3 separate regions of the Homo sapiens genome follow, and regions 1 and 3 are each linked to region 2. A link is a loop called in an ENCODE intact Hi-C map of the cell type or tissue named here. Cell type or tissue: heart right ventricle. All regions are shown on one strand. Each heading gives the region's core, and the rest is flanking DNA. Links, peaks and the distances in the headings are about the cores only. Region 1 has its middle 56 kb from the start of MTPN. Region 2 overlaps DGKI (diacylglycerol kinase iota). Region 3 holds the start of PTN (pleiotrophin).

What was found. A loop is a pair of places that touch in the nucleus more often than their neighbours do. Peaks named below come from ENCODE experiments on the same cell type or tissue, not always from the same donor. Only the 100,000 strongest peaks of a DNase experiment are listed, where the experiment ranks them.
Region 1: a loop joins it to region 2, with 6 times the contacts of the local background. A loop is called at or near these places in 2 of 110 quality-filtered maps.
Region 3: a loop joins it to region 2, with 2.9 times the contacts of the local background. A loop is called at or near these places in 8 of 110 quality-filtered maps.

The regions. Positions count from the first base shown.
Region 1 is chr7:136,028,684-136,038,908 of GRCh38, forward strand. It overlaps a transcript of LOC105375523 not described here. Among named protein-coding and RNA genes, the nearest start is that of MTPN, 56 kb to the left of the region's middle. In heart right ventricle, for the core only: no CTCF peak of the experiment used is centred there; a DNase peak (open chromatin) is centred at 5,298; H3K27ac peaks cover 2,165 bases.
Region 2 is chr7:137,449,642-137,459,866 of GRCh38, forward strand. All of the region lies in intron 27 of DGKI (diacylglycerol kinase iota), which reads right to left. Among named protein-coding and RNA genes, the nearest start is that of PTN, 110 kb to the left of the region's middle. In heart right ventricle, for the core only: CTCF peaks have their summits at 4,749 (motif pointing left) and 4,953; no DNase peak of the experiment used is centred there; H3K27ac peaks cover 1,307 bases.
Region 3 is chr7:137,335,880-137,346,104 of GRCh38, forward strand. PTN (pleiotrophin) reads right to left here and starts at 7,854. Exons shown (of 5, transcript NM_002825.7): 1 at 7,560-7,854. RefSeq lists promoters at 7,648-9,812, 7,648-8,393 and a cis regulatory region at 8,397-8,406. In heart right ventricle, for the core only: no CTCF peak of the experiment used is centred there; a DNase peak (open chromatin) is centred at 7,762; H3K4me3 peaks cover 2,228 bases; H3K27me3 peaks cover 802 bases.

The DNA of each region.
Region 1 (10,225 bases), core at 2,234-7,233, 1.4 Mb before region 2:
TCTTAGCTTAAGTAACACTTCTTTAGAAAGATCTTCCTTGACTATTCTAAACTTAAGAATCTTGTTTGTCTCCACAATAGCATTAAACATAACATATAACCATTTAAACCATTTTATTTATTTGAATTTTGCCTCCTTATCTTGTTCTCTTTCAAATTGCAAACTCCCTGATGTTAGGGATGTCTTTTCTACCTCTAGCACCTATTACAGTGCCTGGCTCAATTTGCTTTATAAAGGAATAAGACACATGAAGAAATTAGTTTATATAAAAGCAGTAGGTCAGCGATCTTTTCCTTTCTGTACTAGGCTATACTGTGATCATTTGAGTAGAATGGAAAGCAGTGATAAAATTTTCTTGAAGGAAATAGTTGGGTATATCTGGCTCCCTGAGTTTTGCAATTGCTAAACTTTTGTTTATTTTTCTCCCCGTGAATATGGATGGGAGGTAGAAGGTTAATTACTATGACATTTTTTTTCTAATATATCTCAAACCTAGGTGTTAAAACAAGCATGTGTTGGCTTTTAGTCATTGTTTGTTTCAGAGGGCACATTACTATTTTGTGCCTCTGGGTATAAGGCATTTCTCTTCTTTCTGAGTTCTCTGTTTTTAATTATTATTATTCTTTGGTTTTACAAAGTGTGATATTCACCCCATGTATAATGCTCTTTCTGGACACTTTAATTCATGGAAGAACATTTTCTCCAATGATTTTTAGGGAAAAACAGTAGTTATGCTAAGATTATCTAACAGCAGGGGTTCCTAATTTTATCTTAAGTCATAGATTCCCTTGAGTGTCTAGTCCAAGCTATGTAATAATTGCATTGAAAAATGCATCTACACACACAAACATGTTTTGGGTACATGTTAATGAACTGGCTAAAGCCCATTCATGAGCCCTACACACTTAAGAACCATTATTCTGCAATGCTCATACACACCTTGGGGAATTCCCTTATTCTCCACCCATGAATTTGACAAACCAAACATTTTTGATGGAGGGGGCACATTTAGGTCCAGAGCATGAGAATTCAGTTCCCCTTACCCCTCAAAATAAGAGCTGAAGGTCTTCCTCCACCCTGAGATTGTCTAGTCTTAATAGTTATGTTATATAATACCTTCCATCATTGAAGTGCTCTCTTTTTTTTTGGTGATAACCAAATATTTTTGTATGAGGTATTTGGTTATCACCAAAAAATGTTTATTTCTTCAAAGAACTCATGATACCATTAGGAAGGTAAGACAGATGGAAACAGTTTATTAATCTACACACTGAATTCCTTGCTCTAGATGACATCAAAATAAGTAAGACCTATTTTTGTACTTAAAACACATATGATCTGCTTAGAGGGATGTTGGAAATAGACAAATGGCATTGACACAAAGGTAAATAAAATAAGGGTTGGAAGAGTCATTTGAAACTGGTGAGACAGGTAGGTTTGATGATAAAGGGAGAGGGTGAGGGTGGCAGATTGGACCTCTATGCCTGCTCTCTGTTAAGTTTCCCAGGAGCTCCATGGGGGCCTAGGCTAGCAGCAGACAGAATGTCTGTATTTGTAGCACTGCCAAAATCGAAAGACCTATGAGATCCTTGAATACAGGGTTTGAGCCTTACTCGTGTTTAAAAAGTTTCTTTAGGGTATGGCTCAGTATTTGCCAAACAGGAGCTGCTAATAAATGTTGGTTGCATAGAGTTTGAAACAAAACAAACAAAACAAAACAAAATAGCACCCCTTGCCAAAATGACAACAACAACCAACAAAGAAACATAAAAGCCTATTGACACACACTGTAGTCATAAATGCTAACCAAGGAGTTACTTAGGTCTTGGCCACTAGGATTTGACTGCCTAATACAGACACGCTGTGGTACACATGGGAAATGCTTTGTACATACCGTGGTCCTCCTTAGTGAGCCTACTATGTCTTTGTGGAGAAATAATCCAATTCATTTCAGAAAACAGTGTAAAGAGGAGAATCTCTAATTGGTTATTTCTGTGTATGACTTTTTGTTTTGTTTAATTTCCTATTTGGTACATGACAATTTGGCTGATAATCATCTGAAAAATGTTGAGTTGCTTGTGAGCTGTTATAAATTACTTCTTTATACACAGCCCATCTTTTATTATAATATAGAGATATAATACTTAGATATAGCTGCTTTTATTTGTTCTTTGCCATAACATTTGCTAGTAATTTTTTTTCATTATTGGCAATGCTTACATAATGACATACTAATACCTACAGGAATGAATCACAGTTCATCTCGCAGATTTATGGCATGCCTACAGAAAAAGTACCTTATGATGCAAACCTGAAAGTTTAAATAATCTCCTGAAAGTTCCACAATCAGGTAAGCAAGCAAATGTGGTTTAGAGGTCAAAAGAAAAAATGAATCAGTTTAAACTCTTTTCTTCTTTATATCAATAATGAAACAAGAAGGATTGGGAAATGCTGTTAGCAAGCAGATAAATCATTTCTTCATAGCACAGTCGAAATAGAAAGCTTCCACTTGTGGGAGGGTTCATGTATACCTTTTGCACGTAAGCTCTCTCTTCTTCCTACACTTGGGCTAGCAACAAGAGTGCGGTTCTGCAGATCTGCTTGGATTCTAGGCAGAGTTTTTCAAAGCATCCCCTTTGCTTTTCAGCCACTTACATTTGTCATGGTCCTTGGTTGTGTTGGCCAGTTTTCTCCCATTCATAGCTATCCTTAGAGTTCAGTAAGACCTTAGCAAGTATTTTGGTAGGAGGAGGGAGACTATGTGGTTATGACTTTATTTTTCTTTTCTTCCTTTCTTTTTATCCCCCCGCATGCCTATTCTCCACCTTTCTGGTCCCTCTTTGTGTGTCTTTATCCTTGTTTCTCTCTTTCTGTCTTCTACCTGGCTCTCTGTATCTGTGCCCATGTCTCTGTCTCTTTTCTTCTTTTACTTGCCTCTCACTCCTCACATATTTATTATGCATTACCATATGCCAGGCACTGAGTTAGGGGTTGGGGATGATAAAGATGATATAAAAGATGGTTATGCTTTCCAGAGTTCCCAGTGTAATGGTGCAGGTGTTGAGAGGAGGGAAAGACGTGAAAAAAGTGAGGGCCTGTAATCCCAGCACTTTGGGAGGCTAAGGCAGAAGGATCACTTGAGCCCAGGAGTTTGAGACCAGCTTAGGCAACATAGGGAGACCCCATCTCTACCAAAACCAAAACCAAAACCAAAACAGAAACCAGAAAAAAAAATTAGCTGGATGTGGCGGCATGCACCTGTGGTCCCAGCTACTAGGGAGGCTGAGGTGGAAGGACCGCTTGAACCCAGGAGGTTGAGGCTGCTGAGCCGTGATTGTGCCACTGCACTCCAGCCTGAATGACAGAGCAGGACTCTCTCTCTCTCTGTCTCTCTCTCTCTCTCACACACACACACACACACACACACACACACACACACTAATAGAGTTATAAATGAGATGCTATAGTAAGACAAAGAAGTATTTAACTCTGAAAAGATCAGGGTGAGTTAAAATCTGAAATAAGTCCTGAAGGATAAGCAGGCATTTTCCACATGAACAATCGTGGCCCCAACAGAGGCCATTCCATGGGTGGTGGTGTGTACGAAGGTCTGGAGGCGAGAAAATGCAAACATTATGGAAATGGCAAACAGAGCACCTATATTTAGTCCACTCACAACCAAAAATAAAGGGTAGATCACAGAGCAATAGTGTCTACAAATGGAATAGTAATTTTTACCTACGTACCTACATAAGTCCTGTGCAACTGGCGCATTTTTGGTTTGTTTTTGTTTTTCTACCAATAATCACCCTCAAATGCATGTAATGTAGCTGTGTTAGGAGGTGATTCTCCTCCACGGTCTGAATTATTGGCATTAGGCTGAGAGGATCCCCTTTATTCCTCTAACCAAAAAGATTTATGCTGAGTCTTTCCTAAACCGAAAGTATAATAGAAGCCAAATGTTGGGGACTTGAGGGCAACCTATACACTACTCCACTTTCTTTCCACCTAGTTCTGAACCAATTATGAGAGAGATAATGAGTAAGGCAGATGAAATTCCAAATAGCCCCTTTATTAGTAATAAAGGCTAGTTTGGAGAATGTGGGTCAGGCATATGGCAATAATAATTTCCTGGCTCCTTTCTCCAATTTGGGGAGACTCACCTACCTAGGTAGGGCTAGAAAACCATGGACATCTCTGCAATCCTGATGAAACAGAGCATCAGACCAGAGGTGTCTGCCAGCAAGCAGAGAAATGGGAAAATAAGGCTGAAGAATGCCTGCTTTGTTTCTTTTCCAAACTCACTCATCATATAGATCATTCCACTTACCATGGAATAAAATAAGTGAGTGCGTGGGGAGAGGTCATGTGTGTTATATTGATGATGTCCCATGGAAACTTGAAGAGAGGTAAAAGAAGGTTCCCATCACCAACTCCTTGACTAATATGTATCACCCCTTTTCCCCATTGCAGGAGGTTGACATTTGGGTGAGAGTGTGTGAGAAATGTCTTTTCAATAAAAATGTGAGCATTTTAATTCGAATCCCTGGCATGAACTAGTAGGACAAGCAGAGATACCTTTTGTAAACACAGTTTGTAGCTGAGCTCTTTCTTAAAGTAGAGGCATAGCAAGTTGACCTCTGAAGAACCTTCTGGATGTGTGGCTCTGGAGTACTCTATTAAAATGAGTAGATTGAGAAACACTAATGTTATAGTTCAGAAAGCAGGAGAGACCCAGGCCTTTAGAAGCTATCTAGAATTGAGCAGGAGATTGGAGATGTGCGGCAGTCTGACCTTTTGAGTAGGCTTTAAATTTGAAAAGCAGGCTGTCAGATTGTTACTGAAACTTTGTTTAGTACATAGTGTTCCGGTAACATTTAACTGCACTTTATCAAGCTCACTCGTCTCATCTCCAGCTCCCAGGGACTCTTTGCTTTCCCTCTGATGTAGATTCTGCTGGGGTGCTGTGTTCTTTCAAGATAAGACAGCTGCTCTACTCTAGCTTAGAGATGACTGCATTTTAGTGTCCTTGATTTTCTTAAACAGTTGAAACAAGATTTACAATTTAATTAGCAAGGAGCTGTAATCTGTCAGAGTACCATGCCTTTAATAGCTGCAGAGGCATGCCTGTAGGGGCAAGGGGACTGTAGCTTTTCCAGTGAAGTCCTACTTAAGTCCAGAAAATTTACTGTGACCCGTCACATTGCTTTTCTGCTTCTATGGCTTTGTCTCCTTTTGTCCCTGCTGTTGCTGTTGGATGCTCCCCCAGTTTTTTCTCCTTGTTCCTTGGCTGCTCGCCCCGAGGTTACCCTGATTCCACTTTCCCTTAATGACAATACATCTTTAAAGTTGTAGAGCATACCAGTCATTTGGGGTGGGAGGTGAGGGGACGGTCTTCTTTAAAATGCAGATTCCTGGGCTGTACCTCCAAGATGCTGACTTGTTAGGTCTGTGATGTGGTCCAGGAATCTCACTTTGACCTAGCACCCCTAGAGATTCTGAGGCAAGGTCGTCCAACAACCTAACTTTGAAAAACCCTGCCAAGTACGATGCTCTAGTGTCCTGCTTATGCTCTCTTCAGTATGTGACCTTGGTCCACCTCTCATCTTAGTCCTCACTACTGTCATTTAGGTGCTAAAAACCGGAAGGGCCTTGGCTTCTGTAGCTTGAGAAGCTTGAGATAAGACATATTCTAGGCTGTATGTTGAGGAAGAGAATCAAATTGGTGAGGTGTTTTGAGATTAAAGGGACAGGCTGATGACACTGTTAGCATGCACTTTCCATAAAGCTGGAGGTCTCTGGTAGAGTTCAGCTCTGTTCAGTTTAATAGCCAGTTACCCCCAGTCTCTGTGCTTCATGCTGGTGGCCCAGCTCTCTAGGAGCATAGGGTTTTAAGCAGGTCCCTGTTAGAGCCCAGTTTTTCCTCCCCAAAAAGCCTATTAAGAAGTTGGTTGCCAGCTGGGCGCAGTGGCTCACGCCTGTAATCCCAGCACTTTGGGAAGCTGAGGCGGGCAGATCACCTGAGGTCAGGAGTTCGAGACCAACCTGACCAACATAGAGAAACCCCATCTCTACTAAAAATACAAAAATTAGCTGGGCATGGTGGCGCATGCCTGTAATCCCAGCTACCCGGGAGGCTGAGGCAGGAGAATCGCTTGAACCCGGGAGGCGGAGGTTGTGGTGAGCTGAGATTGCGCCATTGCACTCCAGCCTGGGCAACATGAGCGAAACTCCCTCTAAAAAAAAAAAAAAAAAAAGAAGAAGAAGAAGTTAGTTGCCTTCAATGTATGTGCTATTTGTAATGTGATTTCTTTTCTTCTTGTTTTTGTTTTGAGTAGTAGTTGGGAATGTGGTCTACATTTCTTTGTATTTATTTTTAAAATTCTTTCGAACTTTTAGTTTTAGCATGGACATGTGTGCAGGTTTGTTGCATGGGTAATTGCACGTTATGGAGGTTTGGTGTACAGATTATTTTGTTACCCAGGTAATGAGCATAGTACCTGATGGGTAGTTTCTCAGTCCTCTCCCTCCTCCCATTCTCCACCCTCAAGTTGGCCCCAGTGTCTAATCCCTTTTTTGTGTCCATGTGTACTCAATGTTTAGCTCCCACTTAGAAGTGAGAACATTATATTTGGTTTTCTGTTCTTGCGTTAATTTGCTTAGGATAATGTCCTCCAACTCTATCCCTGTTGCTGCAGAGGACATGATTTTGTTCTTTTTTATGACCATGTAGTTATTCCATGTTGTAAGTGTACAACAGTTTCTTTATCTGATCCACCGCCGATGAGTACCTAGGTTGATTCCATGTCTTTGCTATTATGAATAGCACTGTGATGGACATATGTGTGCATGTGCAGACCTTACTTTGAGGCATCCTATGGACAATGTGCATCTCTTTAGGGATATTTGTCCAGGAATAAGGAACCCCTGAAACTTCAGCAGTTGGGGAGAATAATGAACAGTCACTCCAAGGGACCTTATTTACCTCTTGTTAGGATGTTAATCATGGGACTTCTGAATTTCTAGAACCATTTGTAATTTTATTTCCTTCCTTTATGAGAATTGTTTAATTTTTTTATTTTTAAACTATTCCTATACTACATAGTTCTTCTAGACTATTCTTTTACCTAATATCATCTATTCATTTTCATCATTTTAATACTCATAGTTTACTATTTTTTAAATTATCTTTTTGTTTATGATGTCTATTTATCCTGCTTCATTTTTTACCACTCTATCGTTCCTGTTCACTTTTTGAGTTTTAATTTTGTCTATATATTGTGATCATTTTGGAGCTATGACATTTTGCAAAGAGTGAAGTTGAATTTGTGGGGGATCCTTTGCATTTTTGTTTGGTATATGTATTAGTCCATGTTCACGCTGCTGATAAAGATACCCAAGACTGGGCAGTTTACAAAAGAAAGAGATTTAATAAACTTACAATTCCATGTGGCTGGGGAGGCTTCACAATCATGACGGAAGGTGAAGGGCATGTCTCACATGGTAGCAGACAAGAGAAGAGAGCTTGAGCAGGAAGACTCCCATTCTTTAAAACCATCAGATCTCGTGAGACTTAATCACCATCACAAAAACAGCACAATAAAGACCTGTCCCTATGATTCAATTACCTCCTACCGGGTCCCTTCTACAACACGTGGGAATTCAAGATGAGATTTGGGTGGGGATATAGTCAAACAATATCAGTAAAGGAAAATTACTTTCAAGTTAGGTTTGTTGCACTAGTTTTTATGACTTGCTTTGTCATCATCTCTGTTCCCTATTTATATTTTCTTTGTAAGCAGCATGTTTCACTCGAGTAGTTTGAAATCTAAACTGTTTACTCTCTGCCTCCTCAGGGAGGTTTTATGAGAAGTTAGCTCTGTTTAGGTGGTGTTGGCATGGTACCAGCATGTCAACTTTTCTTGGTACGGACTGGACTGCAAGGTGATGTGACTAGAAGGCCAGTAACTTAAAATTCCTGAAATTGTTGCTTTTATTTAAAAAAGAGTTGTTGTGCCTCAGTGAAAGGCAGTCTGTATGAAATATTAAAAATTATTATTGCTAGTTATTTACGGTAGGTGGAGAATGTTGGTTATCTTCCCAGCTGCCCTTTAGAAAAAGCTTTATAGTAAGCTTCATGGTATAACCTTTGTGTCATAGATTGAAATGACCTGGATTCATTTTTAAGATAGTTTCACTTAAAGTAGTGTGTGCCCTATCCAAAGACCTAAGAAAAATCAATTCCCATGCTACCCAAATGTTGATATCAATTTTCTCACTTGCTAAGATATGCTGGCTGTAGTTTAGTAAAAGGATCCTGTTTTCAAGCAAACAACAACAACAAACCCGAAGAATAAATAGTTGAAAGTTTCCTAAAATCTCTTACAAGCATTCCTCGCTAACTCTGAGAATCCTGAGGGCAAGTTCAGTATACTTAGAGGTTACTTGAGCCCTCAGCCCTGGCTGGGAATCCTGTCAGCTGTATCAGCTTCTGTGGTGCCATCAGCTGCTTTTGCTATTTACAGGTCTTTTGTCATCCATGAGTCACTTTTTAGTCCACGTCTGTTCTTCCTGGCTTGGTGAAGCCTCTAGACTGCCTTTATCTTCTATGTCTGAAATAAAATAGAAAACTGCATTTCAAAGATAAGTACTTATTTAATCACTATGTTAGTCTGTTCTTACATTGCTGTAAAGAAACACCTGAGGCTGGGCAATTTATAAAGAAAAGAGGTTTAATTAACTCATAGTTCTGCAGGCAGTACGGGAAACATGGCCCCAGCATCTGCTCATGGTGAGGCCTCAGGAAGCTTCCAATCATGGTGGGAGGCAAAGTGGGAGCAGGCAGTGTAACATGGTGAGAGTGGGAGTGCATGCATGAGAGGGGAGAGGTTCTACACTCTTTTTTTTTTTTTTTGAGACGGAGTCTCACTGTCACCCAGGCTGGAGTGCAGTGGCGCGATCTCGGCTCACTGCAAGCTCTGCCTGCCGGGTTCATGCCGTTCTCCTGCCTCAGCCTCCCGAGTAGCTGGGACTACAGGTGTCTGCCACCACGCCCGGCTAATTTTTTGTATTTTTAGTAGAGACGGGCTTTCACTGTCTACACTCTTAAACAGCCAGATCTCATGTGAACTCAGCAAAAGAAGTCACTCACTATCACAAGGATAGCACCAAGCAATTCAGGCAGCATCTGCCCCCATGACCCAACCACCTCCCACCAGGCCCCAGCTCCAACATTGGAGATTACATGTCATGTCTGCTTTTTTTTTTTTTTTTTTTGAGACAGAGTTGTTGCCCAGGCTAGAGTGCAGTGGCTCAATCTCAGCTCACTGCAACCTCCGCCTCCCCGGTTCAAGCGATTCTCCTGCCTCAGCCTCCGGAGTAGCTGGAATTACAGGCACCCGCCACCACTCCTGGCTCATTTTTGTATTTTTAGTGGAGACAGGGTTTCACCATGTTGGCCAGGCTGGTCTCAAACTCCTGACCTCAAATAATCTGCCCTCCTTGGCCTCCCAAAGTGCTGGGATTATAGGCCTGAGCCACTGTGCCTGGCCTGGAAATTACATTTCCACATGAGATTTGGAAAGCACAAACATCCAAACTATATCTATCACTTTGGATGAATCATGCCTTTACCCTTGCATGGGCTTTTGTGACTGAGAGTTTATGGACACGTGTGTCCTATTTTACCACTTAATATAGAACTGATTGTTTTAGTAGGTAGATTTTAAAGTAAAACTATCAATCACTGAGTAGATTTTCTTTGTCTATCAATTTTCTATCTAGTAATAGAAGCAGAGAGGATGTATGCATATATATATATGTATATATATATATGTGTATATATATATATATATATATATATATATCTCTTCATCTTAAGGAATTGACTCATGTGATTGTGGAGGGCCAGAAAGTCCAAAATCTGCCGGGCAGGCCAGCGGGCTGAAGAACCAGGAACAAGTTGATACTGCTGCTTAAGCCTGAAGGCAGTCTGCTGGCATAATTCCCTCTTTCTTGGGGGAGATCAGTTTTTTTCTCCTTAGGCCTTTGACTGATTGGATGAGGTTCACCCACATTATGGAGGATAATCTACTTTATTCAAAGTCTACTGATGTAAATGTCAACCTCATTTAAAAAATACCTCACAGAAACGTCTAGAATACTGTTGGGCCACATATTTGAGTACCTGAGTTGTTGCCAGTAAAAATGACAATAAAATGAACTA
Region 2 (10,225 bases), core at 2,491-7,490:
TCAAATTCAAAAGCTTCTACACAGCAAAGGAAACAATCACCAGAGCAAAGAAACAACCTACATAATATGAAGTTTCCTCAAAAAACAAAACAAAAATAGAACTACCATATGATTCAGCAATCATAAGGTAAATATTAAAAGTAAGTATTAAAAGAATGTGAAACCAGCATGCTGAAAAGATAGCTGCATTCCCACATTTATTACAGCACAATTACCAATAGCCAAGATATGGAATCAACCTAAGTGTCCATCAACGTACAAATGGATAAAGAAAATGTGGTATATATACACAATGAAATACTAGTCAGCCATAAAAAAAAGGAAATCCTGTCATTTGCAACAACATCAATGAACCTGAAGGATATTATGTTAAGCTAAATAAGCCAGGTAGAGAAAGACAAATACTGCATGTCTCACTCATGTGGAATCTAAAATGTTGATTTCACAGAAGTAGAGAGTAGAATGGAGGTTACCAGAGGCTGGGGCATTTCGGGGTGAGGGAGATGGGAGACATGCTCTTCAAAGTAGACAAAGTTACAGTTAGATAGGAAGAATAGTTCAGGAGATTTATGGTATAGCATGCTGACTATAGTTAAGGATGATACACTGCATTCTTAAAAAATGCTAAGAGAGTAGATGCTAAGTGCTCTCACAATAAAATTTATAACTATGCATGGTAATGCATACGTTAATTAGCTACATAATTAATGGTTATATATATTTCACATCATGTTGTATACAACACATAATAATTTTATGTCAATTTTAAAATTATTTTTAAAGAACTAGAATAATAGCTGGGCATGGTGGCTCACCCCTGTAATCCCAGCACTTTGGGAGGCCAAGGCGGGCAGATCACCTGAGATCAGGAGTTTGACACCAGCCTGGCCAACATGGTGAAACCCTGTCTCTACTTAAAAAAATACAAAAATTAGCCAAGCGTGGTGGCACGCGCCTATAATCCCAGCTACTTGGGAGGCTAAGGCAGGAGAATCAGTTGAACCCAGGAGGCAGAGGTTGCAGTGAGCCAAGATTGCACCGTTGCACTCCTGCCTGGACAACAAGAGCGAAACTCTGTCTCGAAAAAATAAAAAATTAAAATAATATATAGTTACATATTTTTAATTATATACATATCTTTATATATACACATATATATATATTTTACTTTGGATTTACTCTTCCATGAATCTTGATCTGAATATTTGCTGGTGAAAGTACCCTTCCCAATATTAACCCTGCTTATGAGAATATCCATATTGTCTCTAAAATAAAGACAACTTTTCAAACTAGCATACACAGAGAAACTTGGAAAAAAAGGGAAGCTCTTGGAAAACAAAATGCTATTTTAGATAGAATATTATGTAATTTAACTGGTAAAAATTAAAATATTTTCATACTGAAACCAGCACAGTCATATTATGTATCCAAAAGCAAAAGTCCCTTGAATTTTTAAAGTCACAAACTTCGAAAACAAACAAACAAACAAAAAATAAAACAGGACAAAACAGATATCTGTGTTTGAGGCAGTCAGCTTCAGACAAGTCTCCAGGTTCCCAAGGAAGTAAGTTTGTTCCTCTGGAACGGAGTGTTGTCATGGCAGTCTGAATATATGAAATTACCCAACTAAACACAGCTATAATATCTTGGAATGAATCATTTTATTAGATTAATATATAGAGATATCACAAATCAGGGAACAAGACATTCAGCACATATTGGCTAGTGGCTGCTGCATTACAGACAGCACTCTATCTAAACTCAAGCATCTCTAAGAAACTCAAAGATACTTTTTTTAGATTGCCTTCAATCCACAAATTTTCCTTCAAAGCCTTTTATCTTTCTAGTAGATCGATTACAAGGCTTAAGGGCACTGAAAAATGTGCCCAGTTTTCTACCAGCAAAAGAGCAATACATAAAAGCAAATGAGTATTATATTTGGGAAGGCAAAGGACTTTATAAAGTATTGCACCTCTTATGATGTTTTATCGTTTTTAGTCAATAAACCTGGAAATGAAATAATGGGTGTCACGACTATTTCAGTCTTTATATCTGGTATAATATACTTTACAATAGGTTTTAGATATGTGCATTTTCTTGGTAAGCTCCATGAAATGATCAAAACTTACAAGCTGATCCTAATACAATATCCTTTTCATTTCAATAACACTGTCCAGTTTTCTTTCTTTTTATTTTTTTAGACTCTATGCATATTTTGCTTTATTTATTTTTTTTCATCATCTCATGGCTTTAATTTAAAAGCACCCATGGCCTTCCTACTTGGCCCTTCCTCAGAATGGCTACATCATTTCCTTCTTTGGAGATAGGATGTCAATAGATTATCCATTAGTCTTTCCTAAAGAACAGAGGATAGATTAGATAAATATTGGGGATGCCTCTATATGGGACTCTTACTTTCTGTAAAGAAACATCTACAAATGAATGTCTATCTCTATTCCGTGTCCCCAACACATATACCTTCTACTCAGCACTGCTAAACCATCACCTGGTGGGGAGTTGGCCAAGGGATGGGGCCACCACATAGAGATGGGCTTAAGATAAACATGCAGGACAGGTGTGACAGCAGAGTTTAAATAGGCACAAGAGCATAGATTCATATTCTGAAAACACTCAGCAGTGGGATTCCCCAGGACCACAGACTATGGATGGAGTAGAAGAGGTGGGAGACACTCATCCAATTCACGGGCCTGACTGAAATAGCCAAGGCCCCTTCATTTTCTGGCTACCATCCTGCAATAAGAAAAGGAAACAAAGCGGGAATGCTGGGCAAGCTAGACACCGTGCTCCTTCTACACCCTACACAGCACACTACAAATAAGTACACCACTCCTTATTGTGAAGTTCTTGTTGGGGAACAAAGCAGCACACGTATGTCCACACACTGAAAACAACTCACTATATGCGTATTTTATTCAATTTCCCTTTCATGCCTGTCTTTCCTCTTTACTGTCTAGCTTTGGGGATGAGAACCACAGCAAAAAGACCACTTTCTATAAACATCAGGTGATGATCCATCCTACTTAGGAAGGGAAAGAGAAGCTCTTAATGTCAGCTCTGAATGTTCTTTCTCTGTCGTTTCAGTCATTTACTTGTATTTCTTTTCCCCTCTCCTGACCACAGCCCTGAGAGTTTCCTGGACTTTCTCATTTACCTTTGTCACAGTTGGGTGGAATCCAGTCTTTCCTGGATAGAACAGCCTCCCATCATGTGCTCACACCTTTTTCCTATGGTGAACATGTAAGAATGTTCATGCCTGGTCAGCATTCCCCAGGTTCCACTTTCCTCCCTGCTTCTTGAGCCATGATGCTTGTCCTCTGTTACACTCCTACGTAGTCCCGAATGAAAACCGATTTCCCAGTTGGGCATTCTCTCCAGGCACATTTCAACGGTCTGCATCACAACTGCAGAAACCTCATCTTTTTCTTCTGTTTTACCGTGAAGTGGTGATGCTACACAAATTCCATCTATTTCCTAAAACTGTTGGTAGACAAGAATCTTCATTCAAATCAAGTGAGCAAAGGTATGATTTACTGTGCTGTGAAAGCATGGCTGCAGATTATCATCTCTGTGCAATAGCTTTCTTCCCTTGAGCATCTCTCAAGGGTGCATTGCCTATCCTGGAGAACTAGTTTGCCAGGCCTATGACATCATTTGGAGGACCCAAGGGAGAAAGAATGAGACCATGGATCTGTGTGACATCTTCACCATTATCACTCTAGCCCCAAAGCATCTCTAATTAGGTAAAATAGGACCAGAAATCCCACAGCACTGCAAATCTCCATCGACTACATAATCCTCTCTTTGTTTGCTTTTGGTCCTTCTAATTGTGAATATTTCTCTTAAAACAGTGAACAAAGCACATACAGTAAAAGAGAGCAGGCGAGAATGAGAGTGAGAGATGAAAGTTACAGCAAACACACAGAGTGGCATTGAAATGAGAGAAAGACAAACACATTCTCTATTCAAGTGGTCACAAACCCATTCAGGGAATGCCAAGCAGCCTCAAAGGTAACATTCATGACCAACAGAGGGAAGGGGTGCAGAAAGAGCAAAATGAAAGGAAGAAGACAGAGATGAGCATTTGTGTGGAGGGAAGGAAATCATTTCCAGCATGTAAATAATAAAGGCTGCTTGGTGAGTTCCTCATTTGATACAAATTTCTACCAATTCCCTTTATTATCATAATTTCCCAGTCTTTAAGACTCACCTACCCAAATATATGCCTTGATGACCCCCATGTGAGCTGGGCTTGAAATATCTTGTTTTTTTTTTTTTTAAATAGATTCCTATATTTAGATATATTTGGCTTTTAGAAAATAGCACTGTTCAGGTTGGGGAGATATTGGTCAAAGGACGTATAATTACAGTTCAGCAGACTAAGTTCAAGAGATCCATTGTACAACATGGTGACTTTGGTTAATGATGATATAATATATTCTTAAAAAATGCACAGAGAGTGCATATTAAGTGTCCTCACCACAAAAATAACTGTGTGATGTAATGCATTCATTGATCAGCCAGGTTTAGCCATTCAACAATGTATACGTACTTCAAAAAATCATGTTGTACACAATAAATATATGCAATTAGTCAATTAAAAAGTCTAAAAACTAATTTTAAAAAAACGCTGTTTTACCTTTAGCATTTACAATTCCATACTTTCTGTATACCCTCCTCAGTTTGCTGAGTCGCCTGAATGTCTTTCGAGTATAAAATTTTACTGCCACCTACTGTTAACTTTTAAGAACTGCAACAAAATGAGGGCAAAGCAGTTTGAAATGTGAGAGATTGAGGAAGAATGGGCGACAGTGGACACAGAAAAGAAATAGATAAAATAAAGAGATGAAGTTGGAGAAAATAATACTTCACAAGCTTATTTATCCTGACGATGTAGCCATCACATTTTAGCATTCTGTAGACAAAATGAAAAAAGAAATAATTAAACCCAGCACAGTTGTGAAGCAATAAAGGATGGGTGGCTTGCCTTTAGAAATCAGTCTCTGCAATATAGTTGCCAGCCCACTTTCTAAAAAAAAGGGTGAAGAAATAGAAAAGGCACATTATTCTAAAATCCAGACAACGGAGACATACCCGGAGAGCCAGGAGGAAGGACCCTTTAGGAAAAGCCAAGCTGCCAGCTTTATCCTAGTGACTCTGGGAACCCCGGCCAACAGCTTCTGTTGAGACATAATCCATCTGGATTTTGTAAATGTGGACTTCTTTTTTTTCTTTTTAAGCATAAGTTGAAACATGAGGGAGCTCTGGATTGTGAAGGCAAGTCACATGAGAGCCACGTTTAGTCTTAGCACGTGGGGCTTATAAGCAAGGCACCTCACTTATCTCGTGATCCCGGATATGCAATATCTCCCTGTGGTAATTGAGTAAGGGCTCAGCCACAGCTACTTATTTTTAGGAAATCCAAATAAGGACTTCTGATCCCAGTTTTAGAAAATGGGAGACAAAACTAGGCGGGGTTGGAAGCTGGTTTGGCACCTCTGAAGATAACTGTAACATACCCCAGCAGCTTTCTGACAACATCTCCTCCCACCCCACCCTTCTCAGGAGAGGGTGGGAACAGAATCTAAACATTGTCTGCTTCCTCCTGACTCTAATGTGTCTAAGGACAAGAGAGTTTCTCAGTTATAGATCAGTTCGAGGAGCTCTGTGAAAAAAAATATAATGAATGCAGATAAATCATAGTAATATTGAAAACAAGAAATTAAAATGGGCTCGACAGACTGTGAGAATAATTCAGTGACTCCAGTGTTAGATATTAAGAACTGCTATGTACTTAACTCTATTCCAAGAGCTGTGGGAGGTACTTAACTTAAAACATTCCATTCCCACCTTTAAGGAGCTTGTAAGGGAGTCATGGAGTAAGACCAGCATCTCACAGAGTATTGGAGAAAACTGTTGGAGGATTGTTGTTCTTATGTGTGATGCCTGGCACAATCATCCAGAAAAGTTAAAAAAAAAAGGGGGGGGGGCGGGGAATGTGGTCTCCATCTCCCTGAATTCCAAATAAGTAGTGCTAGCATGGTGTGGAGATATCTCTTGTTCTGATCTTCTTAGAGTAGGGGGTTCAGAGGGCCCCAGAAGTACCGCAGAGAAGTCCCATGCCCGATATGACTCCCCAGCCACCACCATTTCCAGTGATAATATGACATCCCTCTCACATTCCTCAACTCCACACTGAACATGGTAAGTGATTACTGCTCCACATCCCAGCAACTTGAGATTTGCAAGCGAATTTTTTTGAAAATATTTCAAAATGATCACTCTTTCACACTTTAGATCTGTTTAATCAAATTATTCACCTAAGACAGACACACTGAGAAAACAAGAGTGTTGGTGGAAGTTGGAGAATGCAGCCGGGGACCAACAGTTTATTTTGGAGGTGAATGCCTGGGAAACAATTCTTCCTTGCCACTCTACCTACCACTGTGCTCACCAACAGTGCCTACAACTTCCTATACCGACCATACTTACCTTTTACTTTCTCGCTTGTGAAATACCAACATTTCTCCAAGTCAGGCATTCAGGTGTGTCTTTATTATTTTGATCTGTGAATTCCCTGGATCCAGCATACTTATATTCAAATTTGAAATATATAAATGGAACCCACAGCCTAACAAAAATGGTCAACATTTTACATATTATTTTGTTATCACTATTATTTTGTTATAATTTGATAAGTACTGGGTTTAGTATAGCAATATAAATAGACACGTATTTATTTTGGTTTGACAAAGCACCTTTTCTATCAAGGGATGTTCTATGAATGGAACATCCTTCTATTCATCCCAAAAGCCTGCCTTGTTGGATGCCTACCATTTTAGGTATGGTGCAAAGTGCTATGGAGACAGAGGGAGAAATGCACAGTTTGGTCATCCAAGGAACTCACATGCTTTAAAGAGGGATCCAATCAATACTGCCTCACATTCACAGTATTCCTGAAGTGTGAATAAATATGGCTGCCAGCTTTTACAAATGTAAAAAGAGAGCCACTTAACACTAATATTTCCTCATACTCTAATCATTGGCAAAACTTGGAACTCATGGCAATGAAGGGCGAGAATTTCCTGGGATTATTTCAAATAAAATGGATGTTTAACATTAAAGTAAGTTTGTTTGTTTTTCTTTCAATGTCAGTCAAAATAAGATCTGGTACACAGGGAACTCTGTTCTAACTCTTCCACTAACTGAACTTGGAAAGGTAAATTTAAATCCATTTCCTCCGAGTGGTTTAGGGCCTCCATATGCATAACTGATTGAGGAACAATTCTAAAAATAACAAAGGCAAATCTCTTATTAAATATTTCACACACCCATAGGAATAGAGTGTTATTATGTGCTTGCCAAATAGAGTAATTCACCAAGTCATTTCAAACTCAAGGTAAGTCAAGAAGAAAAAGAAGAAGGAAGACATATGTCAGCTATCCTGTATTTTTCCAGCTGGAATGAGTATCCGGGGTGAGCAAGATTGAGCCCAGTCAAAGGTAAGCAGGGATGTCAAAGGTAGGTAGAAACGGGACCCAACTATCTCAGTGAAACAGATGCCAGGAGCCATCTTTATCCTGACAGCACTGATTTCATCTCTAAGATATATTTCAGCAAAACCTGCATCCCACTAAGAAGATTAATTTTCTCCCGCTTATCTGATTGTGAAGCTGAAAGAATATTTCCAAAATCAAAATCGCTGTCCAACAGTCTGTCTTCCTGTTGAGAACCTGAAACTTTCACAATAAGCACAATTACCCTTTTTATTAGGTTCAGGCCATAACCTAATGTTCCCAGAAGAAACTGAATAAAGAAAATAGTTGAGGACCAGAGGGGAATGATGTTGTTTCTCCCATAATCAGCTTAGAACATCTGAGTTTTCAGAACACAGGAGGTCTCCGGGCTTTATCTTCTCGATATAGTGATTCAGAATTGCAATTGCAGACTATACTAAAAAGGCCAGTTTTTCAGTTTAAAGTATTATTAGGTATCTTGGTATCTCCAAATAATTTCTCGGTTGTCCAAATTTCCTTGAGCACACATAGCATATGGAGAGGTTGAACTACCATTGAATGTTTTCCATTATTTGAGAGATATTTCTGGTTTACACAATGAGGAAGGACAAATACTTATCTGTTCACATGTAAAAAATGAAGAAAATACACATAGAACACTTAATAAGCCTATTTTTTTTCTTTGAGGCTGACATTTTCGTTAATTCTTTAAATATTCATCATTTCTAGGGTCAAAAAAGTTAAATCTAAAAAAAAAAGCAGCAAATTATATTTCCTCTTGTTTCCAGAACACTCTATGCATATATCCATAATAGCACTTATTAGAAGGAACTTTAATAATTGGTTTAATATTTCCCCTTTAAATATAAGCTCTTCAAGGGCAATAATTATTTCTTCTTTAGTTGTATATCTTCAGTGCCTGACTTCAGTCACTGAAGGTGCCCAATACTGATTTGTTCAATACACGATTGACTGAATTGTTTACCCTATTTCTTAGGGTAATCACAATGAAATCACAAATCAGACCTCACACATTATAGTTAAACATTTGATAGCATTATCTTTCCTTGAAGACAGAAATCCTCTGCCAATCATAAAAACCCATTAGCCTTGTGCAGCTGATCGGGTACCAGATACCTGCCTAGACACAATTATCTGGATTGAATATCTACCCTCGGTGTGGTTCACTACACTGTTTCCCCTGTGTCTTAGTCTAGTGGCAAGATATTATTTGTGTGACAGTCCATTTTAGTTCTTTCAGGACTAGGACTTGGGGACATTGAGAAAAAGTACAACTCTTTCAGTCATTTGGGGGTTTCTTACGAACTACAAAATCTAAGAACCGGAAAAAGGTTACTCTGATTCAGAAACAAAAGCAGTGTCTCCTAGACCCTTTACCTGCCTGCTCTTAACCCACCTGACTCAGAGGTGAGTCAGTCCTTTTCTCAAAGAAAACTTAAGAAGAATATATCAGAGTTTTCATTCCATGCCTATTTTCTTTTCTCATAGATCCTCAAGTGGCAAAATTCTTCCTTACAACTCAAATAGATTTGGTCTGCTAAAATTTAAGTAAATTCCCTCTCTATTAATCTTCTGCCAAATGAAATATAGTCTTGTCACTAATCGTGGTGGTACAATTAATGATAAGAGCAAATACATTTCCAGAATCATGTCATTTTAAATAGAACTTCCTTGGACACTGAAAAAAAATTTTTTTAACTTAAAGAAAAAATCATTATGGTCCCAGCAGTAATAATGTCAGTCAACCACTTCTCACCAATTCATTTCAAAATTGGTTCTTAAATATTTGTTATTATGTTCACAGGTTTTGCAGACACTATACACATTGCGTATCCTACTTTGGAATTACAGTCTTTCCTATAGGATCTGCATATAAGTAGGTATGTGTATATCTTTCTTTAAAATTATAATGCTTCTAAATGGAAACATTTAAAATAAATGCAACCAATTCCAGTAATGATAGAAATCTAATTCATCCTTTTTATACTAATTGCCTCTCACTCTGCCTGAGAAAAAGGGAGGTTGATGGATCTAAGGGACTATTTTAAATTTTAAAACCATGGGAAAATGCTGAGAAGATCCAACAGAGCCGGGTCAGTTGCAATTTGGAGGAGAAAGGGCCGCTTGGCACAAAAATGCCCTGGGTGCCTTGGAGGAAGAATGATATGGGGAAAGCCTTGCAGGTATATTTCTTTCTGTTTTCAGTACTTTTTTCTTTTAAATCAGACTTCTCAGAATTTTGTTTTATTTATCTTTTCAACGAATTTTTTAAATTTTTTTTTTTTTTTTTTTTTTTTGAGATGGAGTCTCGCTGTTGCCCAGGCTGGAGTGCAGTGGCACGGTCTTGGCTCACTGCAAGCTCCGCCTCCCGGGTTCACGCCATTCTCCTGCCTCAGCCTCCCGAGTAGCTGGGACTACGGGCGCCCGCCACCACGCCCGGCTAATTTTTTGTATTTTTAGTAGAGACGGGGTTTCACCATGTTAGCCAGGATGGTCTTGATCTCCTGACCTCGTGATCCACCCGCCTCAGCCTCCCAAAGTGCTAGGATTACAGGCGTGAGCCACTGAGCCCGGCCAAAAATTTTATTTTCTGTTCATCATCTGTCTGTTTTATTCTCCTTGTCATTGATTTCTCTCATTATCTTTATCATTTTTCTCCCCTCTCATTT
Region 3 (10,225 bases), core at 4,890-9,889, 110 kb before region 2:
AAGAAAGCATGCCTGTTTCAGTTCAGCCTCATTTAAGATGTCTTCTCGCTTTTTTTTTTTTTTTTTAGTATGACTCATTTCTTTTTCTTCATTCCTGTCGCACATCTTACCTCCTCCTCACTTTGTGAGTCAAACTTACCTTCAAGCAACTTAGGCAATCTCTGTGTGTCCTGAGAAAATGACAATGACAATAGCAGGATTGGGAAACCAGAAAGGCAGAACTTGCCCCACTGACTTTATTAAGTTCAGTTCATGTTCAGTATAACAGTTTAGAGCTTACAGATGTTGCGTCGTGACCATTGACATTTACCACCAACCTATGAGGTTGGCAAAACAAGTAACATCATCATCATTTCCCACTTAGAGCTAAAAAACCTAAGATTTCAGAAGATTCAGTGGCACATCCAGCAGCCCATACCAAACAACAGGCGGACTGTGGTGAGATGCTGGTTCCTGACTCCAAACCTTAACTCCTTCCCTGGACTGAAGCCTCTATCAGCAGGGGTCAGAGAGAATGTGGTTATGAGCATCACTAAGGTCAGCAATAAAGTGCCTGTCTCTTGGATTGGGAGTCTTCTGTATGCAAAATGCTCTCCTATACCTTATGGGAAGGGATAAGGTCAAAGAGTCTGCATCGGAGACTTTGCCTGCCCAACCCCCAGGCCTTGAGCATGATCACATGCTCCGTATGTTTTCTTCCAGAAGAAAGGATTTTCAATCTGCATTTAGAGAGAAGGAAGAAAATGGTATGAGCATGTGGAGGGGCGAGGCCTTTCAAGAAGCATGGAATTCCACCTAGGATTTTGCTTGTATGTTTGTTGCAGATGCCAAGTGGGCATGAGAAAGAAAAGCAATTCAGGAGGGGGAAGAAGTGAGGACTTGCATCTGGTGCTGCTTCACCATGATCATCATTTTCACCATCCTGCTCAAACACTCCCAGCAATCAGACTCTATGTTCAGTACTTCACATTGATTTTCTCAATTACTACTCAGACGTCAATCCTGGAAGGTAGGTATGTGCTCCCATGTTAGAGATGAAAACACTGAAGTAAGAAAGACCACAATATTTGCTCACGGTCACAGAGCTACTAAGAAGTGCAGTGGTTTATACCTCAGTATTTTGGACCTTGGAGCTCAAATATTGAGCGATTAAGGCTACTGTTTCTAATGTTTCATCCGTATCCACATGCCCTGTCGTATGTCCAGGGTCCTTGATTCCACCTCTTAAATCAGAACTGCTGAAGATGGGCTCCAGGCAGCTGGAACCTACACATGACGCTAGTTAATCTGATAAACATTGAAGACAGGGAACTGCTGCTGTAGGTTATTTGACCTCTAACTGTACATACATTGGATTTGGGGTTTGACATGAGAGACAAATGGGAGATAAAATCTATTTATTAGCCTAAGAAAGAGATGGCATTATATTACAGAGGAATAAACTCAAACTAGGAATTTTAAGACTTTTGTTTTCATATCTGTATGTCATTGAATATGGCCCCCTTAACTTCTCTAAGCCTGCATTTCTGTATCAATTTTTTAAAAATCCCACTCAATCTACCTGAGTAGAGTTACAAAAATATGATGAAAAAATAAATGTGAAACATTTTTAAAAACAGGCCTTATAGCTACATAGAAGTTATAATGAAAATAATGCTTCAAATTACTAGCTTTGTCACTTTGAATAATATGGTTTGTTAAAGAAGAGGTAAGTAAGGTTTTCTCCATTCTGGAGGTAGTCTTGAATCGGCAACTATGAAAAGTTTAAAATTATCAAGGTGAAATATGATTAGGAAGACACTGTAGAGAACCAGCAAGCCTATATGACATTTGTAATGAAGGGAGTGAAGGAAAGAGAGTGGGAGAAGTTTCTGGAGGTTCAAAGTTGAGAATGGGAATGCTTGGGCTTAAACAGGAAATTGGCACCAGGTTGTTTGGTAAGGCAAGGGGATTAGGCATAGAACACAGATGGTCAAGGTGGGTGGAACAACATGGGCAAAGAGAATGAATGGCATTTAGAGCTGCCTATTTTCTCACTCATTTGCCATCTTCAATGGTTCTATGCTAAATATGCTAGGGTTCTTGAGAGAATGAGAGACAGCCCTTGCCTTAATAGGGTGCACAGGTTGGATGGGGTGGGGCTGGTGTCAAATGGTGAGAAAGGAGGAGCTGAAGTCACTATAAGGGGTGATGGGGAGACTTCGAAGACAAGGGAAGAAATATAGCTCCACCTAGAGGGGGCATTTGCCTTGGAAAACCTTTGGTGCCTTCAATTTCCGACTCAAGATTTCACCCAAATTCCACAGCTGAAGTACAAGGATTTGCCTTCTTTCCCTTCATGTATATGTTTTCATTAAAGGACACTCTTCTCTTCTGGTATAAATTTTCCTGAAAAGGACATCTACAGGGAGTGCCATGTCTTAAAAATTATATTGATTCTAAATAAACTCAGTCTGAATTCTTAAGTTGTCACTTCCAATAATTTGTTTCTGCTACGTTATGTGGCAAATGTGAAATGAAAACACGAAGGAATCAGGAGTTCAATTTCCCTTCCAGAATAAACAGCATTAAAGGAACAAACAGACATAATGCTTTTGAAATAGACGTTGCGTACCATTTAGCCTTTTGTGAGCTCCACTTTCCTTTTTCTCATAAAAATGTGATCCCTTTGTCATTGGAACTGCTTAGGGCAACAATTGTACATATCTTCCTCTAACCTGTGTTGTAGTAATTAGTGTTTTAATGTTCTTACATATATATTGAGTAGATCATTAGCTGCTTGAAGACATATTTATTTGTCCTGTTTCCCTCATCACACTACCTACCATATAGTATGTCAGTCACTATGCGTAAAAGTCTGGTAGGGATAAAAATAAAATAACAGGAAGTCCTTTACTTCAATCTCCTCCTCCAAATAGAATTGTGCCTGAATGATTTCCTTCAGTATTCATTGAAAAAATATTAAAAATGTGAGTCCAGAGCTCATTAGAGAGAATCTTCCTTCAATTCTCTTCAGATCTGAGAATTTTCCTTGTGAAGGAGTTAAAGCTCAAAGAAGAGTTGTGACAATACTAAAGCATTTGGAGAGGAGAGAGGAAGGCGGGAAACTGAAATATTTGGAAATAAATGTACACATTTGGAAGACAAGAAAAAAAAAAGCAAAACAAAACATGAAAAAAGGAGTGCCCAAAGAAATTAGGAAAACATTAAGACAATAACATATCAAGGAGGTTACAGTATGAGATAATCATAAAATGTTGGGATTAGCAATCTGTGACTTTTAAAGCATCTTTTCCAGAGATGGGTGAGGGTATAATGGATTTTAATTGAGATCTCCTTTAAATACATTTCTAATAAAGAATTTCACAAGTTCACACCACGTACCAAACACAAAGTATTAGATATTGTGAAACCATAGAGATAGACACCATGTTCTATTTCTTAAACATGCTACATTGTCCAGCACAATGTAGTATTAGGCATCCAACATACGTACAATAAATATTGTTAAATTGGCTGGCCACAGGAGCAAGAAAAATTGTATTGTTGGAGTAGGACCCCGAGACGATGTGATGGACATGAGTAACTCCAGCTGCGCCTCTACATTGATGTTGGGAAACTGAGAAGAGAATGAGGTCAACATTGCAGTGATGAAAATGTTGCCTGACCCTTAGGCAGGGTCTTGAATCAAAAAAAAAAAAAAAAATGGGGGAAAAATGCCATTGAATCAGTAGAGAGGGCACTGGTGTTGAAAACATCAGCTAGGAAGGTCCAAGCTTCCAAGAATGCCAACATATGGGCAGGCATTCCTGGTACATCCGTACATAGAGAAATGTATGCCATCATAGCAAGAGGGAATTGGGCAAGACGTTCTGGGACCTGTTGGGTGGGAAATAGTGGCAACCAAATTAATGGAGAAATGAGAGAAAAGAAGGAGAAATAGGTAAATGTAAAAGCAGGAAGAAAAGGGAGCAAAGGGTTAGAGACAGAATGCTATTTGTGTTTTAAAATTATGTTTTAGCTTTTGCTAAGAGCAATTCTTAGAATTAAGAGCCCAATTATCAGTTACTATGAGTCACTTTTTTCAAGATTAATATACAGCGCTTGATTTTTTGTTACACTATGTGTGAAGTTGAAAAAAATCTAAGACTTCTATTTTTAGAAAACTGGATATGATTTTTTTCTGTTTGAGATATCACTTTATCTCAACCCACTCTGAAAAAATGGTTCAATAAATAAAGCCTAGAAAAATGAATTAAATTTTATCCCTAAAAATATCTCAAACATGAAGGAGTCATTGTATTCCTTGTCCACCCTGAAGAAATAGAGATTTGTGGTGAATGTGATCTACATAATTAAGTCCACAATATTCCCATATTTATAATACCCTCTGATAGTGTTCCATCATAGCTACCCTTTTAAGATACTGTTTTAATTTCTTATTTACTAAATGCCAAAATAGAAAGAAAAAGAGGTTTGTTATATTTTACAATCTAGAAATATTGTAATGACACCATGAAAACTATGCCGCACACTAGACTGGCTTGAAGTGGATGGAAAAATAGCCCAGTGGGTGGAAACTTGAATTGTCCATAAACATCAGAAGGAAAAACAACTTTCCACGAGGCCATGGCCCAAATTCCACTTAAGCCAATTGACTCTGGATGGAAAAAAGCAAGCCCAGCTCATAAAAAGAAGGTTCATATCTGAGTATCATCTTACTTCGCCTCCCACAGCAGTGACATGACCTTGTGCCAGAAGGAGGCAAAAACTCTTCGACTATTCATTTAGAACAGAAGCCAGAGCTAAAAACATTCCTCACCCTTATGGAGAAGCCCAACTCAACATCACTAGCAAAGCTATGGAACAAAGGCCATTGGAGAGCTCCCACTCAGCCTCATGCTCCAGAGAAAAGCACATCTCAAACTGGGCTGAGGTGCACTCAGGTGTGGAGGATGTTTGCACTCATCACATTGGGTGGTCTCAGTCTGGACACCTCCTTCCTGAGAGAAGTCAAGAACAACTCCCCATATCATTATGCCGCCATATTAAAAAGCATAATTCTTTAGAGAACTGGAATTTGTATTCTGAATTCTGACTTCAGGCCCTCAATCTATTGTTAATTTATCACACCATTTTCAACGAGCCGGGTAAACTCGATTTTGTGGGAAATTTTTGAATAGTAATTAAAAACACCACATGACAAATAGGAATATGGTCAGAATTCATGTGAGAATGCCATGTAAGTGAGAAAGCAAAAATATCTTCAAAGGAAAAATAAAATATTTAAAGTTAAAATATTTGATATCTAAGATTGATTTTACTAAAAAAAGTGATTCAACTATCTGGGGATCTTATTTCTCTCTGTTGTTTTCAACAACTAGGCTTTTATGAAATTTTAAACCAGGCCATTGGCTTGACTGAAATTTTTTTAAAAAATGAAAATGCTCATTAAAAAGAAATGTAGATCTTGTTATGTGTTGCTATATGTGAAGCCCAAATAAGGCATATGGAAAATATCAATAAATTAATACGTTTATTAAACCAAATCTCATGATCTCATGGAAAGGGGTCTAAAAAAACAGAGAATTATATATAATACATATAATACATTAGACTATAAATATAGTTAGGTATACCTTATTACTCTAATTATCTATAATATCTCATTTAAAGTCAGATAATTAAAAAGTCATGTATCTAATAGTACTTTTATTTATCTCAAGCTCTAGCTTTGAGAACATAATGCATTTGCATCCAGAAGCAAACAGCTGGAACACAGCACCTAATGCTGTTATATGTGGCTTCAGGTGGGAGTTCCTTATAGTGGCTTTTCACTAAATGCAGAAAAAGATGTCCTAAAGGGAACCAGTGAGCAGTGGCAGAAAAAAGATCACCTTCTATTTATTTAAAGTACAATTAGAGAACTTAAGGCCCAAGTTTCTTAAAGCACAAAAGGATGGCATTAGAGTTTTTTTTAAATAATATAATTTTTTAAAATCTCATCTTCTAATTTAAATGAAAAAGTACAAATATTGCCAGTCTGAAATAACTCATGTCCCAAAGGAAGAAAAAAATATTCATTCTAATTTCCTCTGAATTTAACTGGACTATATTTTTTAAACGACTTGGCCTTTAAAGTGCATAATTTACTTAAAAGGAAACATAATGAAGATGGAAAATACAGCTTTATTTTCTGTGTTGGGAGACTTCTCTTTTGTTTCATTGTCATTAACTTTCAATATTTCTACATATCAATGCATTCCCGGATAATTAAGGGGCTAAAATGGGCCCTGCTGTTTCATCAATTCCACATTTGCCTAGGATCATAAAATGTTTCATTATGTTATTAGTCCAGAGCTCTTTTTGGTGATTTCTAAATCTCCTCCCAGACCCCTCTCTCTAGCACACACACACGCACATGCACACGCACACACACACATCACCCCTTTCTCAAGCTGCTAAAGCAAAATGCCTGATAACTCTTAAAATGAGAGATGCTCAAGGACCGCAGCTTTAATATTTTCTCCTCTTAGCACCCCTACCCCTCCTATTTTCTGAATGTGTCCCCAAACTTACAAAGCAGCTCTTAACAGACACAAGGGTGAGTTAACACTAGAGTGTATATAAACTGCATGTGTGTGTTCCTGTGTGTGTGTGTGTGTGTGTTGTGTCACATTATGTCATGGAGAAAGGGGTGTGTGTGTATGGAGAGGAGAGAGGAGGTTTCACTTTCCATCTATTAAGAAAGGAGTTGAATACATTCCTCTCAAAAAATGTTTTCTTAACTTATTAGAAACAACAACTCAGAAACTCTAAATATCTAGTAAATTAGTAACAAATATATCCTAAATTTATGTGGGTCAAATTAAAAGTTTAAGGGTCTATGTACTGGGCAGTTCTTTAAATTTGCATTCAAATGAGAGATGGGACTCCAGGTGTGTCTTCTAAACTTTGGACCTAACCATTTCTGGAACCATTCCTGGGCTGTCAGGTGGGAAGACGGGTGCCAGTAGTTCCGTGAGAGACGTTTCATGTCAGCTAGCACTGGGAGGAACAAGCCCCCACAGCTTACCTAGAAATGCCAGCTAAGAGTCATGGGCTGACAGGCTCTGGGGCAATCAGAGAATCAGAGAGAGGCTGGGAAAATGAGAGCTGCTTGTTCAGGCTGCCTTACTTTCTTTGCACCTACCCAGCCAGAGACACACCTACTAAAGCTCCAGGTTTTACAAAAAGCAAAGATGCACTCTCCAGCCCACCCTGTCTTGCTCTCCAGCTGGTAGCTGGAACACGGTCCAAATACATGCTTAACATCACAAAAACTTCTTTCCTTTCACTTACCTAAGCACACCCGAACTAACCTAACCTGAAACCCCAAAAATATGCCTCCCTTGGCCTCTGGAGCAAGTCAGTTTTGAAAGCAGTCCTATCAGCAAAGACACCAGGCAGCCTCTCTCACCCCTACCACCATCATCTGCTGGCACCCAGAAAAGTGGCACAGGGTGAAGGCAAACTCGATCGAAGAGCCCTCCGAGAAATCGTACGTTCCTCTCACTTACTTTGAGTTGGAAACGTCCTCTCTGGCGCTCAGTCTGCCTTTGTTGCAAGGGGCGAGGTTGCTACCGCTGAGTCCAGGTACCCGGCTCGCTGCAGCTCCTGCTTGGGCCGCTGCTGCTCTCCCCGCCTTCTGGACGGATGACTCACTGGTCTCTTTCTTCCCCTCTCTCCACTTTGGATTTTCCTCTGCTCTGGGGCTCTCTTGGCGGGATTTTTGGACTGGAAGGCGGGGAACCTGATCCTGCCTTTGACTCAATTACGCCCTGACAGGGAGGGAACGGAAGGGAAATGGAGAATGGGAGGGATGAGAGGAGCGGGCCAGGAGGACGAAGGCTGGGCGAGGGAGGGAGAGCGCTTTGCACTCGAGAGCTGATTGGGAAGCTTATTAAAAGCAGAATACTCCAGGGGCAGTCTCTCCCTGCGGAGCAAGAAAACGGATTTGAACCAAGAGGCCATGAGATGGTACCTTGTTTTGTTTTTAGCAGAGACGAAACACAACATTTCTTTTCCAAACTCCACCCATGATCTATTCTTCAGATGAGTGCAAAGCCACTTTGCCAAATAGGATATTTTAAATGGACAATTGATGGCATTTTAGGTTACATTTTTGGCCCCCCACAATCCTTTAATGATATTCAGAATGGAAAAGCACTCTCTTCAAACCAGCCTCTTCTTCCACCCACGAAAGCCCTCTCTAAACACAGAGACAGTAAGGTGTCAGTCACATCTCACCTGCAAAGCACAAAATGTACAAAGTACTTTTTCTCAATTGTCACAAAGAGTGACAGACGTCTCAAAGTTCCCAATTAAGTGCTACTTACCTTTAGGGAGAGCTCTTTCCTTTTTTGGTTTCCTTGGTGCCTTTAGCAACCTATTTAGTAACATGCCTTTGACACCCAAGAATTTAGAGGATTCGTCAAAGTAGCTCAAACTCTGAGGTTTGTAAAACTTGGAGGCTGGGCTTTGCGTCTCTGGAATTGTCATTTCATTCAATACAGGAAAGACGCTAAGGCAATGCATAGGTAAATATTTATGATAAAGATGAGATAAAAGTATTGTGTAAAAGGATTAAGATGTATTATACAAATTCACCCAAACATTTTCGAAATGTAAATTTCGAGATTTTCTGCCACTTATCAGCTTTTCCTGCTCCGTGGCTAGCTCCTTTTACCTACTTTTACCTTTACTGGTCAGCTTATCATTTGATGGCGTCCTTCCCAAATTGGTTGTAAAATAGACCACATTTTTCATAATTCTGAGGTTACATCCCTTCATTTCAATTTGACAAATATTTATTAAGCAATTTGTTTACTTAGAACTATCCTTAAATCCCCAAATTAGAAGCATTGTCTTGTGGCAAGTAGTTTTTAGGGACTTGGGGCTCTTCTATTGACAGCTACCTGTAGAAATGTCCCTTGGAGAAGTTGACTGGAGCCAGACGTGGCTCTACAAACTCAATCAAGCAGTCAATCAAGCTTTTCAAAAGGAAAGGCATCAGAGATGCACTTACACACCTACAATTTATCCCCCTTCCCAAACTCTTCATATACATACCACATACAATTCTCAAATGAAATAACTAAATAAGGAAGCTGTGTTCCTTTCTCCTACACACAGGCTTCAGGTTACCTGTTTTCCTTTTGTGATTCCACTTCTGTGTGAAGCAAGCAGTGCTTGTTTTAATCAGATTTCACCTGTATAAAGTGTGGAGAAACGCACATTAGCATTTTTTTTTGGCATTTTTCCCAGTCCCTTTACCAAAAAAGATATCTCAGCATTCTATTAACACTCCATAGGGGCAAAGTTTCTAAGGCATTGAACAAAGAGCTATCCATTTTCTTTCTGTTCTTCAGCTTTATGTTAACATATACAAATGTAACATACAGCTAGCTACCAGTTAGGTGAACAATGCTGGCTTGATTGAGGTGTTCTCTATAGGGCTGATAAAGTAAGCATGAGATTCCCATGATTTCTACTCAATTACATATGTTACACCAAAAATATCACCCTTTATTCAGATGGGTATATACTAAAATTGTATACATCAGTGATTATCAATTGGGAGCAGTTTTGCCCTCCAGGAAAAGGGAATAATGTCTGGAGGTAGTCTTGGTTGTCGCAACTTGGTGGAAGGGGTTGCTCTGGATCTAGTGGGTAGAAGCCGGGGATGCTGTAAAACATCATACAATGCATAGGACAGCCTTTGTTACCAGAAAGCGGTCCCGGTCCAGACCCCAAGAGAGGGTTCTTGGATCTCAGTTGCAAGAAAGAATTCAGGGCAAGTTCATAGAGTAAAGTGAAAGCAAGTTAATTAGAGAGGTAAAGGAATAAAGAATAGCTAGCTACTCCATAGGCAAAGCAGCCCCAGTGGCTTCTGGCTGTCCATCTGTTTGGTCATTTCCTGATTGTATGCTAAACAAGGGGTAGGTTATTCATGAATTTTCCTGGAAAGGGGTTGGCAGCTCCCGGAACTGAGGGTTCTTCCCCTTTTTAGACCATATATGGTAACTTCCTGACACTGCCATGGCATTTGTAAACTGTCCTGTGCTGGTAGGAGTGACTTTTGGCATGCTAATGTGTTATAATTAGCATGTAATGAGCAGTGAGGACGACCAGAGATCACTCTCGTGGCCATCTTTGTTTTGGTGGGTTTTGGACGCCTTCTTTA